2 separate regions of the Homo sapiens genome follow, and region 2 is linked to region 1. The links are chromatin contacts, found by Hi-C in ENCODE. All regions are on one chromosome and are shown on one strand. The core of a region is the stretch at or near the end of the contact, and the rest is flanking DNA. Distances in the headings are between cores, read along the strand shown.

Region 1 (4,992 bases), core at 839-3,338:
TTAGATCAAATTAATGACATTGAACATCAAAAGTAAACATTTAGTAATAAATCTGTCAATTTTCTGGATCTCCTGCATTTCCTAACATTTAAACTGTGGGGCACTGCGACCTCCCAGCATGCTTCTTAAGAGAGGGATTCAGAAAGTTTATTTTCAAGATGGAGTTAGTTTCTCTTGACATGAGCGGACTTACCATAGAGAAAACACCAACAGAATTTCCATTTTTGGCTATTATACTTAAAAGTGTATTGCATTTTTGTCTCTAGAGTAATATCTTGGTGTAGCCAGGGGCAGTATTGCCTGGGGTTCCAAGCCTGGGCTCTGGGGTCTGTCAGAAGTAGATTCAAACTGGATTCAAAATCCAGCTCAGCCTCTGCTATCTGTGCATCTGTGAGTAAATCCAAACATGTGCTGAGAGCCTGGAGCTTCCCCCCCAACTTCCTCAGCACAGCCAATGTGTCCAAATCCCACTCCTCTTATCCTAACTCAGCTCTTCCTCCCAGGCCAGGCAAATTCCAACACCATCAGCCACTTTCTTCCTGTTTACTTCATTAAAAATACTCCCAGGTCACTTTCAAGGCCAAATCAGAAATCTGGTACGCATCTTATATTCTTCCTCGGTCATAACATGCAACCAACTCACTACTGTAGATTATCTATATCTATCTATCTATCTATCTATCTATCTATCTATCTATCTATCTATCATGTATCATCTATACATGTATGTATATATGTATCTATCATCCATATATCTGTGTATCTATTATCTACGTATGTATCTATGTAGCTATCTATCCATCCATCTATTATCTATCATCTGTCTATCTATCCATCCATCATCTATCTATCCATCTATCATCTGTCTATCATCTATGTATATATGTATCTATATATCTATTACCTATGTATGTGTCTACTATCTATCATCTATCTATCTATCATCTATCTATGTATCTATCATCTATCTAGTATGTAATTCTGTTATTGTGTGTATGTATGTAGATGTGGTAAAATACAATTTGTTTAAAAATATTTCCTGTTATAGTTTTTATTCTCAGTTTTGGAATTTCTCTCTGTGGTCTTTTGCTACCGAGCCCAGGCCCAGGGAAGGTGAGGGCAAATGCGGCATGGAAATAGAACAGCACCTGTTCCCTAAGGGAGCGTCTCTCAGTGGGGGCCAAGCCTTCCTCTGTGGGAAGAAGGAGCCTGTGAAGAGGTGCGGACAAGGCAAGAGTGTCTTGGTCCTCACTGCCCTTACAGCTGAAGCTTTCTGTCTGGCAGGGGCAGGGGGGAAGGTGTCATGCTGGTGTAGAAATACACAGAGTGGTTGAAGGAAGGGCAAATTCAAGTTGAAGTAGAGAAGCTCCATAGTCATCATGGCCACGGACCCACTGTGGACCTGAGCAGAAGAGAGATGGCAGGGAGGGTAAGGATCTGAGAAGGGATCCCTGGTGAGGCCTCCGGTCCTGGATGCGTGGAGCAGCCTCTGAGGAACCTGCCTCTGAGCAAGTTTAGTGAGGTGCGCAGGACCAACACCTGCGGAGAGTGGAGGAGGAGGTGGGGGCAGGGAGCAGCTGCATTGTCAGTGTGGATGGCCCAGGAGGGAGGCGCCTCTTCCATCAGGGGTTCTCTCCGTGGATGGACCCAATACCCCCTGCCACTGGAGGGTCTGGGCTCCAGGCCCTCAGAGGTGTGGTTGGCCACATGCGTGGTGAGTCAGGGGTCCAGGGAGGCCTTCGTTGCAGAAGAAACTCCCCAACCACAGCGTGTGACCCAGCCCAAGGGAGAGCCTGGGTCTGGCCAGAGTGCCTAATGGTCAGGGCTCTAGCTTGATAGGGGGGAGCTGGGAAAGAGGAAACAATAATGTCCCAAATCTCAAAGAAAAGGCCTTAAAAATCAACACAGTGCCAGGACGGAAGGCTGTGGCTCTGGGATCCCACACAGCCATGGAGATGACAGCTAAGGCAGTAACACAGGTTTCAGCCCCCGCTTTCAGATCTGGGTCTGAGAGGACTGACGCTTGGTGTGATGAGAAATGTCAGAACCCACAGCAGAAAGCTGTGGGCTCACACGCTAAGGCAGATTTAGAGGGCAGGCCTTACTTCCCTTGCCTCGTAGGAAATTGTCCATGAACTCTGCATGTGTCATTTCTTGTGCATGTATTGGGAGAGATGTTTTATACTTTGTATCAGCGATGAGCTTTTTTTAAAAAGAAATTATAAAAATATAAAATGTACCATCTTAACGGTTTCTAAGTATGTCAGAGGTATTCAGGGCTTTCACATCATTGTACAACCATCACCACCATCCACCTCCAGAATACTTCTCATTTTGCAACACTGAAACTCTCTGCCTGTTAAAAACTAACCAACTCTCTGTTCTCCACTTCCCTCAGCCACTTCCCCAATGAGACAGCAACTGTTCTACTTTCTGTCTCTATAATTTTGACACTCTAGGCACCTCATGTAAGCAGAATCACACAGCATTTGTCTTTTTGCAACTGGTATATTCACTTAGCGTAATGTCCTCAAGGTTATGGGCTCCATGTTGTAGCATGTGTGAAAATTCCTTTTCTTTTCTTTCTTTCTTTCTTTCTTTCTTTTTTTTTTTTTTTTGAAATGGAGTTTTGCTTTTGTTGCCCAGGCTGGAGTGCAATGGTGCGATCTCGGCTCATGCAATCTCCGCCTCCCAGGTTCAAGCGATTCTCCTCCCTTGACCTCTGGAGTAGCTGGGATTACAGGCGCCCACCACTACGCCCAGATAGTTTTTGTATTAAAAATTAAAAATACTAAAAGTAGAGATGAGGTTTCACCATGTTAGCCAGGCTAGTCTTGAACTCTGGACCTCAGGTGATCCACCTGCTTCTGCCTCCCAAAGTTCTGGGATTACAGGCATGAGCCACTGCACCCAGACAAATTCCTTTTCTTCTTAAGGCTGAACGGTGTTCCATTGTAGGTATATACACATCACATTTTGTTCTTCCACTCGTCTGCTGATGGACCATTGGGTTGCTTCCATCTTCAGAGTACTGTGAGTCAAGCTGCTGTGAACATGGGTAGACAAATACCTGTTTAAGTCTCTGCTTTTCAATCTAGCAGGGGAATTGATGGACCATATAATAATTTTTTTTTTTTTTTTTTTTTTTTTTTTTGAGACAGAGTCTCGCTCTGTTGCCCAGGCTGGAGTGCAGTGGCGCGATCTTGGCTCACTGCAAGCTCCGCCTCCAGGTTCACGCCATTCTCCTTCCTTAGCCTCTGGAGTAGCTGGGACTACGGGCGCCCGCCACCATACCCGGCTAATTTTTTGTATATTTAGTAGAGACGGGGTTTCTCTGTGTTAGCCAGGATGGTCTCCATCTCCTGACTTCCTGATCCACCCGCCTCAGCCTCCTAAAGTGCTGGGATTACAGGCGTGAGCCACCGCGCCCGGCCGATAATTCATTTTTAAATGTTTTTGAGGAACCACCGTCCTGTTTTCCACAGCAGCTATACTATTTTACATTTCCACCAGTAGTGCCACAAAGGTTTCAGTTTCTCCACATCCTTGCCATTTGCTATTTTCTGCTTCGTTGATAGCAGCTATACCAATGGGAGTGAAGTGGTGCCTTACTGTGGCTTTAATTTGCATTTCTCTCATGATTCGTGATGTTGAGCGTTTCTCCGTGTGCTTATTGGTCACCTGTAGTCTTCTGTGGAGAAATGTTTGTTCAAGTCGTTTGCTATTTTTTAATTGGGTTATTTGGTTTTTTATTGTTATTGAGGTTATTAAGTTGTAGGAGGTTTTTATACATTCCAGATATTAACCCCTTATCTGATATATGATTTGCAAATATTTTCTCCCATTCTGTGGGTTGTTGTTTCATCTTGTTAATTGTGTCTTTTGATGTACAAAAGTTTTACATTTTGATGACGTCTGATTTATCTATTTTTTGTTGTTGTTGCCTGTGCCTTTGACGTCATATCCAAGAAATCATTACCCGATCTGATGTGATAAAGCTTTTCTCATCTTTTCTTCTAAGAGTGTTATAGTTGTAGGTCTTACATTTAGGTCTTTCATCTATCTTTAGTCAATTTTTGTGTATGATATAGAGTATGTCCAACTGTATTCTTTTGCATCTTGATATCCAGTTTTCACAAGACAATTTGATGAGTCAGTGATACCACTTTTAAGGCACACTGAATACATTTATATCTCAAGCTCTGTTAGATTTTTATGTGATAAATTTATTCCCATAGATAAAGTACTTGCTCTACTTCTACCCTAGAAATATTAAGAGCAAAAGAATTCTGGAAGGAAGGGTGAAGGAAAGGGCAGATACGGCATGAGCCCAACGTGGTTTGTCATTTAGCACTGGGGACTGGCGTGGCAGTCTTGCCTGAATTCTGTCCCCACAGGAAGGTGGCGGGTGTGGAGTTGGGGAGGAAGGGGAAAGGAGGGCAGGTCTTTCAGAAGAGGCTCTGCAGGTGACAGGTTCACCTTCCGGGCCATTCTGACCACTGGGCTCTGATTCTGTGCTCACTTTGTGGCCATCAGAGGACTCCCTGAGGCCACAGCACTGTGCTGAAGCTGGGAGGGAACAGGTGGGATGCCCATGCCCCATGCTGACCCTGAGGTGTAATTGTCTCCATCATGAGATCTCATCCATGGGTTTGTACTTACTTTTTCCTCCAGCATGTTTCTGTGGTTTGATGTAGCAAATTCTGTCAGGTACCTGCAGCTGATTGCCATCTCTTCTAACAGAATATATGTGTATTTACAGATGTATGTTTACACCCAATCTACATTCCAAGAGGAAGTTGAGGCACCTTATTAATTTAAAATGCTTCTCACACAATAGACTGAAACTAAAAACCCGATTAAGGGTACAGAACAATGAAGGCAGAGCATAAAACAAGAGATCAAAGTGCACCAGCCTATCCTTACAGTTTGCTTTCACATTTTGTGTTGAAATTGTTATATTTAAGATACGCAGTGTGAGGTTTTGATGTC
Region 2 (4,992 bases), core at 1,397-3,896, 73 kb before region 1:
CACGGAGCTGTGTTCCGGAGGGGTGTGTATTCCCACACACAGAGTTGTGTTCTGGAGGGGTGAGTGCAGAGCTGTGTTCCAGAGGGGTGTTCCCACACATGGAGTTGTGTTCCGGAGGGGTGTGTATTCCCACACACAGAGTTGTGTTCTGGAGGGGTGAGTGCAGAGCTGTGTTCCAGAGGGGTGTTCCCACACACGGAGTTGTGTTCCGGAGGGGTGTGTATTCCCACACACAGAGTTGTGTTCTGGAGGGGTGAGTGCAGAGCTGTGTTCCAGAGGGGTGTTCCCACACATGGAGTTGTGTTCCGGAGGGGTGTGTTTTCCCACACACAGAGTTGTGCTCTGGAAGGGAGTGTGCTCCCACACATGGAGTTGTGTTCTGGGGGGGTGTGTGCTCCATACACAGGGTTGTGCTATGCTTCCACAGCGCGGGCAGCATGCGTGTGGGTGTGTGGTGGTATAATTCATGGCGTGGGAGATCTCCCAGGAGTGTGGTCCTCCTGCTGTTCCTGGCAACTCTTGCATTTCCCATTGGGTCTCACCTTTATTTCATTCATTGGTTCACTTGTTTATTCAGCAACTGTCTGCAGAGTTCCTGCTCTGGGGGAGAAGCAGTGAGCCAGGGGTTGGGAATACCCGGGTGACAGGAGAAATGTGGTCCCTGCCGCTTCCTGCCTTTCAGAGAAGTCACACACCTCCCATGGCACTCGAAGGGGATACACACGGTGCTGTGAGCACAGGGAGACCCGGCACCACGCAGCCCCCCATCCCTCTTCAGGGAGACCTGGTACCACCCAGCCCCCCTATCCCTCTTCAGGGAGACCTGGTACCACCCAGCTTCCTCATTCCTCTTCTCTCTGCTTCTCCATTCTATTTCATTTCTTGACCAGAGAATCTCCCCCTCCCACTGTCTCTGTGGTTTCCAGAATGGAAAAAACGTAAATATCGCTATACAACGCCCGACCCCTGCCGCCCCAAAGAATCTCAGGAGGTCAAGACCCCTGGATCTCCTTGCACCTCTGCTGTGGATTCCATGCAAGGCTTCACAAACATGCTTTTATGTGCGTGTCCAGCAGCAGAAGCCATGTGAGTGTGCAGGAGACAGGGAGCCCTTTCGAGCCTCCATGGAAAGCCAGCTCGCTTGGGCTGTGCTGGAGGCAGTGCCCCTCTCTGCTGGCTGCAGTAAAGGCTGTGAGCAAAAGGAGGGAGGCTGAAGGCCAGTAAAATAGAATCATATTTACAGTGATACAAAGCCACGTGCCACACTTTCTACTCGGTGGTGGGAATGACAGCATAAGGGTTTAATGCCTACATACAGTTAGGATCAGGCTGGAATTTGGGTGTTTGGCTCCCCATGTTTTAACTCACATTCCTTTAATTGGGTCATAGTCCTGCCCTCGCTGTCATTTTTGCCAGCTGCATGGTTCCCTCTGAGCTGCAGAATCAGGTAGACCAGAAGACCCAGGTGATGCTGGTGTTTACCTTCTTAGCTGGGAATTAGTTGGCAGCGGCCGCATGGCTCTGACATTCATTTCAAATATAACCTGCAAGGAGCAAGGAAGAAACCGCAAGCAACACAACTTTTTCGCCCTCAAATTACATCCCAGCTGAGACCGCTGCCTGGGATTTTCTCAGCATCCTTCCTGCCCCTCAGTAGGACATGCTGAGCTGTTCTGAGCCATTTCACCTGTGTTGGGAGCTGTGGCGGGAAATCAGACGGAGCGGCGTCTTGTAGCTCATTTGCCTCACGGTGGCTCCTGCTGCCTTTCTCCTCTTCCCATGTGGCCAGTGGCCAGCCAGCCCCTGCTGTCAGCACTTCTGAGCTAAGATCTCTCTGACTCCACAGGAACTGGCAGTGGGAATCCAAAAGTCACCATGGTGACGACTCACTTAGGAGTGTGCTGTGTTTCCTGATCGCGCAGCAGCCGTGGGGGCAGGCGGGGCAGCTGCGCTTCCACCCACTCTGAAGTTCACCCAAAGCTGCCCACTGGCCGGTGTTCCTCCAGCGTGGGCCTCAGCCCGCAGCATTGGCGTCCCCTGGGAGCTGTTTAGAAATGCAAATGTCGGGTCCTGCGCAGTCTTGCTGCTCAGAGTCTGCATGTTCCCAGGGCCCAGGAGGCTGCTGCATGCCGTGAAGTGTGAGGAGCCGGGTTGGGGTGGCCCACCCTGTGCACAGAGCCGGGAGGTGCCGTGGCCTGCACTGCCCCACCCCGACCTTCTGGCAGAAAGTCCAGGCTTTCCCTGCTCTACGCCGACTCCCACCATAGTCTTATTGAGATCTCATATGAGGAACCAACTCCATTCACAGCTGAGGGGCTGAATCAAAGCACTGGGGGCAGCAGTGCGGGGTGGGTGAGACCCTGTCTGGAAAATGGGACAGCGTTAGGGAGGAGTGTGTCCATGCAAGGAAGGCTTAGAAATGCTCCCACACATGTTGGGGTCTCAAAGTTTCAGCAGTGGTCACTGCCTGAGAAGCTCCGGCCAGGTCAGAGGTGCCAGGGCACAGGTCAGGAAGCAGCTGAACCCCTGCCTGCTAGCCAAGCTCCGGTTCTCACCCACTGTGCCTGGGTCACACCGTCCTATCCGGATTCCACTGGTATTCACATTCCTGGGATGTGGCGGAGTTCCAGCTGGGATCCGGCTGCCCATCGCTGTGGCGGGAAGAGAGCTGCTGAACAGCATGCGAGACCCCTTTGCAGAGGGGCACTGCTGCGCTGCCAAGGCAAAGCCTGAACAGGAGGAGGAGACGAGGGTCACAGTGATAATACCCCTTGGAGGGCAAGCTGGGGTGGGCCGAGGAAGGGGCCGGGGCAGAGCTTGAGGAATCTGCTGAAGGAACAGCCTGTTCAGGCTGACTCAGGTCGGCCCACAACTCCCTTCACCACCCCAGGTCCTTTGAGGTACAGAGGAGGCAAAGGAGAGAGCAGCTTTGCAGCCTGCAAAAGGTCTCCTGGCCCAGGCTTGTCTAATTTGCAGCTCTAGGCTCCCGTTCACAGCCCCGCATGTCTCCATGCTGGTTAGGATGATGCTAGCCCTGTGATAAACACATCCCATCATTTCACTAGCTTCACGCTCTGGAAGTTTTATTTCTTACTCATGTCCCTGTCCAGTGCTGTTGCTCCTGGTACTAGGCAGCACTCCGCATAATGAATCAGGAGCCGAGGCTCGTCAGTGCTCCACGGGGTGACTCAGGGTGCAAGGCTTCTTGTGTCCAGTGGCTCCGTCATCTCTCTTTCACCTTATTGCTGGGCTGCATCTTTTTTTGTGCCATGAACCCCTTCCAGTGGCCTGATGGTCTCAGAATAAGATTTTTTAACACATTAAAGAAAACACAAGACAGCAAGGAATAGGATATGAAAATGTTTTGTACTGCCAGCAAAACACCAGTCCTGCTGAAGCTACTGTGCTTTTTTGCCTACACTCATAATTGATGGAAATACTAAATATGAGGTACAAATAATGCAGTTGTTTTCCCATTGGAGGTCACAGGCCCCTGAATCTAACCCTGGGTTTACAGCTGTAGCCAAGAGTCAGGGAGAAGAGTGTGGAGAAGGCACAGCCGCTTCCTTGTGTCTGTGCTGGGAAGGACACCGGTCCCTCCACGCCCCACTGGCCAGCACCAGTGACAGAGCCACATCTAGTGGGTGGGCCGTGAGAAAAGAAACACTTCAGCTGAATTAAATTTAAAAGCATGTAATTGAGCAATAAACAATTTGCGAATCAGGCAGCCTTCTAAGCCAGAGTAGACTCAGAGACTCAGGCGCAGCCGCATGATGGAAGAACGCACCCTGTGTGTTCACCCGGCGTTCTTCCCTCTATGCGATTGCACAGCGTTTTCCCCAGTGTGTATTTACCCGGCGTTCTCCACCCTGTGTGATCGCCCAGCGTTCTCCCCTGTGTGTGTTCCCCTGGCGTTCTCCCCTCTGTGCATCCACCAGGCGGTCGCCCTTCTGTGTGTTCCCGCGGCGTTCTCCCCATGTGTTCACGTGGCGTTCTCTCCCCTGTGTGTTCCCACGGCGGTCTCTTTACTCTGTGCGTTCCTCGGCATTCTTTCTCCTGTGTGCGTTCACCAGGGGTTCTCCTTTCTTTGTGCGTTCACATGGCATTCTCCACCCTGTGCGTTCGCTCGGCGTTCTCCCCTCTGTGCCTTCACCAGGTGTTCTCCCTTCTGTGTGTTCGCACTGCATTCTCCCTTCTGTGTGTTCACGTGGCGTTCTCTCCCCTGTGCGTTCAAACTGCGTTCTCTTTACTGTGTGCGTTTCCCCGGCGTTCTCCCCGCGTGTGCGAGTTCACGTGGCGTTCTTTCTTTGTGCGTTCACATGGCGTTTCCCCACTGTGCGTCCCTGTGACGTTCTTCCCCCTGTGTGTTCGCGCGGCGTTATTTCCCCTGTGTGCGTTCACGCGGCGTTCTCCCCGCTGTGTGTTCACACGGCGTTATTTCCCGTGTGTGCATTCACGCGGCGTTCTCCCCCCTGTGCTTTCACGCGGCGTTCTCCCTGCTGTGTGTTCACGCGTCGTTATTTCCCGCGTGTGTTAGGGCGGCGTTCTCCCCGCTGTCCGTTCAACTTACGTTCTTCTTGCTGAGCGTTCGCGTGCCGTTCTCCCCACTGCGTGCTCGCGCGGTTGTGTTTCCCGTGTGTGTTGGCGCAGCATTCTCCCCTCGTGCGTTCACTTGGCGTTCTGCTGCTTGTGCGTTCACCTGGCTTTCTCCTTTGTGCGTTCACCAGGCGTTTTCCCCCTTGTGCGTTCACCTGGCATTTTCCTCCCTCTGTGTTCTCCCGGCGTTCTCTCCCCTGCGCGTTCCCACGGCCTTCTCTTTACTGTGTGCTTTCCTCTGGCGTTCCTACCCCCTGTATGAGTTCACCTGGCGTTCTCCTTCCTTTGTGCGTTCACATGGCGTTTTCCCCGCTGTGCGTTCACCAGCGTTCTCCCCTCCCGCTGTACGTTCACCAGGCATTCTCCCCCTTGTGGGTCCGCGCGGTGTTCTCTCCC

Evidence for each region. Hi-C counts contacts between places; a loop is a spot of excess contacts on that map. Pooled maps may share reads with other maps.
Region 2: a map with no recorded cell type shows a loop between it and region 1 (4-fold over the local background). The contact joins the promoter of RPS6KA2-AS1 here to the enhancer-like site in region 1. A Hi-C loop is called at or near these places in 2 of 168 maps with a recorded cell type or tissue (HCT116 and heart left ventricle), 7 of 37 single-sample maps with no recorded cell type and 5 of 50 pooled maps.

Annotation. Positions count from the first base shown.
Region 1 is chr6:166,827,752-166,832,743 of GRCh38, reverse strand. It overlaps a transcript of RPS6KA2 not described here. Among named protein-coding and RNA genes, the nearest start is that of RPS6KA2-AS1, 73 kb to the left of the region's middle. Within about 2 kb of position 2,088, at least 2 of the 41 ENCODE cell types and tissues checked have a DNase peak (open chromatin) inside an H3K27ac peak, as active enhancers do.
Region 2 is chr6:166,901,352-166,906,343 of GRCh38, reverse strand. It overlaps RPS6KA2-AS1 (RPS6KA2 antisense RNA 1), which reads right to left and starts at 2,646. Exons shown (of 2, transcript NR_046644.1): 1 at 2,556-2,646; 2 at 1,275-2,044. RefSeq lists enhancers at 1,529-2,209, 2,210-2,891, 4,062-4,561.